2 separate regions of the Homo sapiens genome follow, and region 1 is linked to region 2. A link is a contact called in ENCODE Hi-C or POLR2A ChIA-PET data. All regions are on one chromosome and are shown on one strand. Each heading gives the region's core, a stretch centred on a gene start or an enhancer-like site at or near the end of the contact. The rest is flanking DNA. Distances are from core to core; before and after follow the strand shown. Region 1 holds the start of FBXW4 (F-box and WD repeat domain containing 4). Region 2 holds the start of LDB1 (LIM domain binding 1).

Region 1 (4,282 bases), core at 663-3,162, 430 kb before region 2:
GACTTTATCCTAAGGAACTGATTTTTAAAAAATATGTATGGTAATGACATGTGACTTATATTTCAGTAAAGCTGTTACTCAAAAATGCATTATTTCATTATTATCTATAATAACAAAAAGCTGAACACTACATGTAAGTTTAATAGTAGAGGGATGTTCTTTAATCTCATTATGCGACAGCCCACAAACATTTACTATGTACCTATTCTGTTAGGATCAGTAAGATAGCAATTATATGTGCAACTGAAAAGGTTTTTAAATGAAAATAATTGTCTAGAGGTGATGGTATTATGGCTTTTTATGTTTTTAAAAACGTTATTTAATGTTGTCATAATGTACTAGAAAGAACTACTTTTTAAAAAATGGGTGGAATAGGGGGCAATCTGAAAGCTCTTATTCCCCCAATTCCCTACATGTTTTTTCCTTCCTATTTAACAGTTTAAGTGGTTCAGAAAAGTTTTTCATTCACAGGTCTCAGACCCTACCAAAAACAGGCCAAATTGCAATACCATGTCTTGTACACATCCTGGACAGACTCCAGCCTCCTGCCTCAAGCAGGCCCCCTTTTTCGTGTCGCTCTGCCTATATGAAGTCATAAACTATGGCTGAACACTGGGACCGAGGGCTTCTCTTAAGGTCCGAGCCCTGAAGCTTAACAACCTTTAGAAAAGGGTAGGGAGGATGAAAGATGAAAGTCCACAAAAATTTATGATAGACCACTTAAGGAACCTGAGTCCTAGACCTGGACTCAAGGAATCGTCCAAAGCACCGTACCAGACTGGCTCCTCTGGGGCGAAGGAACCGGGGCAGCTAAACCTCTGCAAAAACACACAATCGAAAGCTGTAGGGAGTGCCTAAGATGGCTAATTGTGAGGAGCGGCCCACCCGGGAGGGTGCCTACTGAGGGATGCTCTCGGGAGGCTGCCTCAGATGGAGGCCTTGGGGAGGAGGGGCAAAGGGGTCCCCGAGAGTGCTCGGGAAAGGGTGTAGGCGGAGGTCAGGTGTAGGCCTAGAAACTCGGGGTGCGACACGACCCTGGGCCGACCAGGCCGCGGCGCCCCGCCCTTTCCCGGGACGCGGGGCCGGCTCGGGGCGGGGAGCGGGCGGGCGAGCGGACGCTTACAGGTCGGTGCCGAGCCGCGTGAAGCCGGAGTTGAGCGAGGCCCGGGCTATCCGGCGCCAGAGCAGATCGCAGCTGGTGAAGCGCCGCAGCCAGCGGCACACCTGGGCCAGGCGGCCGAGGGCCCGCATGTCCAGGTAGGAGCAGATGAGCAGCAGCAGCTCCTCCGGCAGGCGCCAGAGCGCAGGCCCCGCGGCCGGGCGGGCAGCCGACTCCCGAGCCGCCTCCTCCTCCTCCTCCTCCTCCCCGGCCGCCGCCGCCATGGCCACCCCTGTCCCCGCGATGTCGGCCCAAGCCTGACCCCCTCGTCCCTGTGCTCTTCCCGGCCTGGCGCCCTCCCGCCGCCTAGCCCTGACCCTCCATTCCTCCTTCTTCCCATACTCTCTTCCTTGTGCCTCCTTCCCGGCCCCTGCGCTCCCCTCGACTCCCTTGACGATGCCTCTCGCCCCTTCCTCCACGCTTCTGCCTCCCTCTGCTTCCTCCCTTGGGCATGCCCTCGCTCCCGCGTCAGCCCCCGGCCCGGCTGCCTCCTTCGCCGTCTGCGGCCCGGGCTTCCCTTCCGCCCCGCTTCCTCTTCCGCCTTGCCCCGCTCTCGCTTTTCCCTTCCCCTTCCCCTTCCTTCGCTTCCCCCTCGCCACCCTCCCTTCCTGCAGCTTCCTCGCCTCTCCGCCCTCGCCCTCGCCGGGCCCGCCGTTCCCGGGGGGCCCCGAGCGGCCCTGGCTGCCCATGAGCGGCCGCGGGGCCGGCCCGACGCGGAGCCCAGCCCGAGCCGCCACCGCCGCCGCCCCGGGAGGAGGCGACACCATGTCGGACCGGGTCACATGGGGCGGCGCGGGCCGAGCCCTGGGCACGCCCCTCACACCTGCAGCCTTGGAGCCACTTCGGGGTGCGGGCTGGGGCCGGGGCGCTGACACCACCCCCGCATCCCCGAGAGCGCTTGGTGGAAGCACAGGAGTTCGCGCTGCAAACACGTGAGGCCGGTTTCAGGGCCCTGCCTGAGGCCACAAGAGGACCCGCTGCCCTCAGGAAGCGGCCATTTGGAGCACCTGCCCTCAAGAAGCCCCTAGTTGGGTGGCCTTGCCCCTCTAGAAGCCCTCCTCTTCCTCGAGTGATGCCTCCTTTCCACGGGCCACATGTGAGGGCCCAACGAATCTGCAGCCCTAGAAGTTGACAGGTTCCATAGCTTAGGTTCTCACACAGGCCCGGAAGCACGGTCCTGGCGTGAGCTTGGGTGTTAGACGTATTTGGGGATTTGCAGTCTTCTAGATCCTGAGTCCATAACTTCAAAAACAGTCATGTATCAGGAAATGGCACAGCTAGGGCTTCTTATCAGTCACCACCCAAGTGCAAGTGGATTCTCCAAGGACTCAGCATCCATTCTTCATACCACCCATTCGATTCACATGGCATTAATCTGAAGGGAGAGCTACTGAGGTCTAGACCTGTGCTGTCCAACAGTGTCCTCCCTCGTCACATGTGGCTGCTGAGCATTTGAAATGTGGCTAATACAAATTGAAATGAGCTATAAGTGAGAAATGCACACCAGATTTTGAAGCCATACAAAAAAAAGAATGCAAAATATCTCATTAATAATTTTATATTGATTACGTGTTGAAGTGTTAATATTTTGGATACGCTGTATTGGGCTAAATACAATATATTTTAATGTAACTACTAGAAAATTTAAAATTATACATGGGACTTGCATTTGTGGCTCGGGTTATTTTTCTATTAGCATTGGGCTAGGCAGTAAAACTTGGAGGAGGGGAGGAAGATGCCAATTTCTGTCTGTTTATCCTGTACTCCAAATCCAGGTAGGAAGGATTGGAGAGTTTTCTTTTGTACTTATCTACATCTTAACACTCATTTTCAGGGAGCAGGGAAGAATAAAAATTGACCCTGAAAATTATTCAACACCTAGCATAGCCAAAGAGAAACCTAGGGAAGCAACTACATTGTATTATGGTGCTGCAAGAAGCATCATGTAACAAGGTCAGACCGGAATCTGGCTTTGCCCTAGAATTACTTTTTGATCTTAGCAAAACAACAACAAAAAGCCCCACCTATCTTGGCCTTTTAGTGTTCTCAATCTGTAGTGGAGATAATGCCTCTGCCTTACTTTCGAGGGATAAATGAGATGATCCCTGTAAAATGCTTTGAACTCCTCTAAGAAAATTCTTAATAATAGTTACAGGTCAAATCCTGTTACAAAAAAATGCCATCCCTCCCCCTCTCCAAATGCAACAAAGACTTTGTGTAGAAAACGATTTCCAAACTCAAGGCAGTGGTTTATTGAAAGCACTATTTTATAGATTTCAATGCGGCCAAAGAATTTAAGCCATGTTTTAGAGATCATTATAAAGAAATTTACTTATTCACAGGTACCATACTGTTAGAAGACTACTAAGGCAGGAATACTTCACATTTAGGTGATGTCATGAGTTCAATATTTATTGATTTTGCTACATTTGTGTACTATGAGCGAATCAAGAAGGAAGACAAATGATATAGCAGGAATATGGTTCCTGCATTTTGTGTTTAGATTTGTGTTAGAGATGTTTGTAATTTCTTACTGTTTGAGTACTTAACTCATTCAGGATACATAGTAAAGCTGAGTAGTTCATCTATATTCTATCTCATTTTTAGTGGAGGCACTAAAACTTCTTTAACCCAACATAAATCAGGATTAAAATCCATAATCATGCAAGTGTAATTTACTTTATTTTCATTAATGGAGAATTTTTTTTTGAGACAGAGTCTGGCTCTGTCGCCCAGGCTGGAGTGCAGTGGCGCAATCTCGGCTCACTGCAAGCTCCACCACCCGGGTTCACGCCATTCTCCTGCCTCAGCCTCCCGAGTAGCTGGGACTACAGGCGCCCGCCACTATGCCCGGCTAATTGTTTTGTATTTTTAGTAGAGACGGGGTTTCACAGTGTTAGCCAGGATGGCCTCGATCTCCTGACCTCGTGATCCGCCTGTCTCGGCCTCCCAAAGTGCTGGGATTACAGGCATGAGCCACCTTGCCCGGCCTTTTTCTTTTTTTTTTTTTTTTGAGACGAAGTCTCACTCTGTTGCCCAGGCTGGAGTGCAGTGGCGCGATCTCGGCTCACTGCAAGCTCCGCCTTCCGGGTTCACGCCATTCTCCTGCCTCAGCCTCCCGAG
Region 2 (4,020 bases), core at 1,049-3,548:
CAGGGCTGCTCAAGGTGGGGGAAATCTTTGGGCCTGGACTGCTACATGCTGCCATGCCTTCCTTGTGTTCAAGCATGTGCTCCCCCATCCAAGCAAGCTGCAAGCCAGGTCCCCTCTCTAACCTCAACTGCTACTATTCCCCACCTCCAGTCTACTCTGAAGCCCTCCCCATGTGGTTCTCCTTGAAGTCTAACCTCCATCCACCCTCTTTGGCATCAATCTATAAGACTTCTTCATGATCTGGAAAAAGACTCCCCACTCTTCCCTATCTTTTGCCCTCTCTCCCTCAGTCAGACCACCAGACACAAAAGGAACATGCCTTCTGGGGCATTGACTGAAGTTGTCTTCCCACCCACCCACAAACCCCTGGGCTTGGGCCCTCTTCCTGTTCCCATGCTGCTCCCAGAGACTAAGAAGAAGAGATTTTCTCTCTCCTCCCACTGGACCCAGGCACCCTGCCCCAACTTCAGGGCCAACCTCCCATCCACCTCCAGCCTGACAACCCCTCCATACATACATACCCGCTTACCCACTATTTGTAGGAACTAAGAATCACAATTTAAGACTCATCCCTCTAGCTTGTTCAGATCCTTAGTTTAACTGCTCTGCTCATGTGTGTTGATGGAGGGTCAGGGCCCTGGGGTGGGCTAAGAACATGATGGATCTGAAAGGGGTACCCAGCATGGGTCAATTATAAAGGAGAAAATCCACAACATAAACATGTACACCAAGCTGGTAGAAAGAGGGACGACGGGGCCAGACAGGATTCCAGCTTGGCAAGCTCTTCCCTCTCCTCTCCCCAACCCTCTGCAGCAGGAGCCAGTGGTTCCCATACTCGGATATTCTAGGATTGTTAGGTTCTCTTATTCCTCCTTCTGGGACCCATGCCCCTTAGACATCAGCCTCAGCAGGCACCTGAAGTGTGTGCCCAGCCCAGCTTGGCCTGGGTCACATGATTTTCAAGGAAGCTTCCGCACTGGCAGCTTCCCTTGGGGATTTGTGGGGGAGTGGTGGGTGTCCAGCTGTGAAGTATGTAGCCAAAGCGGGCTACATTCAGGGACACTGACTTCCAGGAGAAAGCTGACTCCAGTCTGGGGCAGGAGGGCCAATTCCAGGACCCAGAGTCCCGGGGATGGAGACAGACAGTGTGCCGTGAGGCCCTCTGTAGACTACCTCTCCAGTCGCATGGCTTCTCTCTTTCCTCCTGGCAGTGAGGTAGACGCCCTCCGCCCCCCCCACCTGCCCCCCAGGAAAAAAACTCAGACCTAGGCTATCCCTGGCAAGAGCTGATATGTTTTGGGGAGGCAGGGATCTGAGCCTGGGTCCTCTCTCAAGTTCTCAGTTTTGGGTCAAGTATTGCTCCCCCAGCTTACCTCTCCACAAATCACTCTATTTCCTAGCCTGCCCTCCCACTAGGGCGGAGATGCCAGACCCAAGGGTCCAATTATCTGGCACCTCTTAGGAGTACCTCCGGTGCCTCAGGAGGGCCAACCTTCCCTGGCAACAGGCAGGAAAAGTTGAAGGTGGGGGGCAAGATGGGCCGCAATCAATACCTCCCTGCAAACAGGGTCCTCAGAAACAGCATGGGGGGGATGTCACAGGATAGGTAAGAGGCAATGGGCAGCAGGGAAGGGGGGGCAGCCCAAACCAGCCAATCACAACTCTATGGTGACCTGAGGGGGGGGGTCAAAAGTCCAGAGTCACTTCTGATTGGCTAACAACCTGGAATTCTGAGAATTTCAGCCCCCCCCAAACCTCTCCCCAATTAGCCTACCCCCAAAAAAACATACACATAAGCCACCCCCAGCGTCTCCTCCCCGTGTTTCTGGGCTGCTGCGCATTTACACAGTTGGGGAAAACGCTACCCGCCAGCCTGAGGCCCCGCGTAGCCCTTCCAGCCCCCGGCTTCCCCCATGCCATCGACGCCCCCCACACAAGTTCTCGCCAAACACGGGGTGAGGGGTCCGCAGGGACGGCTGGGCAGGAAGGGGCCGAGTGGCCGCACGCCCCACTCACCAGGACAGGCACAGCCCACTGACATCTTCACATCGCCCGCCTCTGGGGGCCCAGCCGAGTCACGGTGCCCGCCCCTCGCGGGGACAGGCCGGGCATGAGCCGCCGCCGCCGCCCGCGGCCCCCGCTGCGCTCGCCGCCGGCCCGGCCCGGCCTCGGCCCGGTGCGGGCGGCCCCTGGCTGCGGCGAGGGGCCTGTCAGGCGCGGAGCAGACAGGAAGGAAGCCAGGCAGGAAGGCGAGCGGCCTCTGCGTGTGTGCGCGCGGGTGTGAGTCCGCGGAGTGTGTGTCCGTGTGTGCGTGTGTGCGCGTGTGCGTGTGCGTGTCTGTGCGCTCCCGCCGCCGTCGCCGAGCGCCCCCCTCTCCGCCCTCGCGCTCGCGCTCCCTCGCGCCGGCGCCGGCTCCCCAGCCCAAGCCGGGCAGGGCCGGGCTTTATTAATATGCTAATTGTCCTGCTAGTGGGAGGGGAGAGCCGTGTCAAAGTGACCCGGGAGAGCGCGCAGCAAGCGACGACGTGCGTGCGCCGCGCGGCGGGCGGGCGGCGAGGGGCTGGGAGCGCTCGGGGAACGGCATGCATGTGACGCAGCTTTTAAAAAAGGAGACGGAGGCAGAGACCCCAGAGAGGGAGGGCGAAGGGGAGGGCTTGGAGGCGCAGCCGCGCGCTCGGTGTCCGTCCTCCGGGTGCCGCCGGATGGGGAGTCTGGCTGAGCCGGAGCGGGAGCCGCGGCTGGGGGAGGCGGAGCCGGGGTGGGCAGTGTGGTGTATCTCTCTCCACCCCGGGCCGCGCTCCGGGAGGGAAAAGGGACTGCAGACCCCCTGTCCGTGCTCCCTGCTGAGACGCCAGCCTTCTTCTGGAGGCCCCTTGTTTCGCGTCCCTACCCTAGGCTGGATGGGTAAAGAAGCATTCTCTTAATTCTTGTAGCAACCCCTCAACTCACCCCTTCCCTAAATTAACCACTCCTCCTTTGCCTGCGAAACCAGTTGGGACTAGAACTAAAAGGGTTAATTAAGTGGGGTCCCCGCCCTCCTCCGCCTAAGGGCTTGGGATCTGTGTTTTGCTGGGGGGAGGGGGCTGCGGAATGACCACCAGATTGGATTACGGAGGGGCGATAGGAGGCCATCCTTCCTTCTTGCAGACTGACGCATCAGTCAAGACACTCTCTTCCCTTCCCCCCTTTCTCCAGCCTTGGTGCCTTCACCTCCGTACCAACCGCCCAACCCCACCGCCTCCGACCCCCCTGCCTGGAAGCTGCTGTCCTTTGAGGGCTTCGGAGATGAGAACAGGAAACAGGCCCCTCCAGTGCCCCCTAACCCAGAGAGGCAGAGGCTGTGGGCCGTGGGGGGTTGGATGGGAGATGATGTGGATGGTCAATGTAAGGAACACTCCTTCCCCTGGGAGGAGCCTCCCAACCTTCAGTCACACTTCAAGGACTCCCCAACCCAGCCCTAGGAGGGGAGGGGCTCCATCTCCATCCCTTCCCAAAAGCTCAGCTTTAGCTGCCTCATAAACAGGAAATACCTATTAGCCAGGAGGAGGGAAGGGAGGGGAGCCGCCTGGAGTAGAGAGTTGACCCCCTCCCTCCTGGGGTCCCCAGCTGCTAGCTTTTCTTTCTTAAGTTTCAGTATGGGCTCCAGGGATAGACGATGGAGACTTGGACTAGTGTCTCCTCCCTAGGGCGTCTGGCCCTGACTGGGTAGGGGGTTCTCCTCTTTGTTACTTAGAGGGGTGTTGGTTGAGAAGGCTGTTTGGTTCCCTCACTCTGGCTCAGAGTCTGCACAGCTGGCTTGACTGGCTGGGGGAGGGTTACAAATGCGGAGGCTTAAAGTGTTTATGAGACCTCTTCTCTCCACCTTAGGTTTTTGCTGAGGGAGCATGAAATGATGGAACGGTGCAGAGTCCAGGGATTGAAAAGAAGGCCTGCCTAGGAATGGAGACCCTCCCCACCATGTGCTTAGGATGGGGGATAGGGGAGCTTGTACACTGTGGAGTCTCCCACCCCCAGGTTTCC

Evidence for each region. Hi-C counts contacts between places; a loop is a spot of excess contacts on that map. ChIA-PET counts read pairs that join two places held with the same protein, here RNA polymerase II (POLR2A). Pooled maps may share reads with other maps.
Region 1: a loop to region 2 is called in a map of naive thymus-derived CD4-positive, alpha-beta T cell, with 5 times the contacts of the local background. The contact joins the promoter of FBXW4 here to the promoter of LDB1 in region 2. A Hi-C loop is called at or near these places in 1 of 168 maps with a recorded cell type or tissue (naive thymus-derived CD4-positive, alpha-beta T cell), 3 of 37 single-sample maps with no recorded cell type and 12 of 50 pooled maps. POLR2A ChIA-PET finds 5 or more read pairs at or near these places in 3 of 52 experiments (H1, HEK293 and IMR-90).

Annotation. Positions count from the first base shown.
Region 1 is chr10:101,693,258-101,697,539 of GRCh38, forward strand. It overlaps FBXW4 (F-box and WD repeat domain containing 4), which reads right to left and starts at 1,913. Exons shown (of 9, transcript NM_022039.4): 1 at 1,124-1,913. The coding sequence starts at 1,848. RefSeq lists an enhancer at 593-672 and silencers at 983-1,442, 1,723-1,772, 1,803-2,082.
Region 2 is chr10:102,118,070-102,122,089 of GRCh38, forward strand. LDB1 (LIM domain binding 1) reads right to left here and starts at 2,299. Exons shown (of 11, transcript NM_001113407.3): 1 at 2,017-2,299. The coding sequence starts at 2,041. It also overlaps a transcript of PPRC1 not described here. RefSeq lists enhancers at 1-479, 2,185-2,936, 2,937-3,688, 3,689-4,020 and silencers at 1,939-2,008, 2,099-2,178, 2,239-2,538, 2,559-2,688.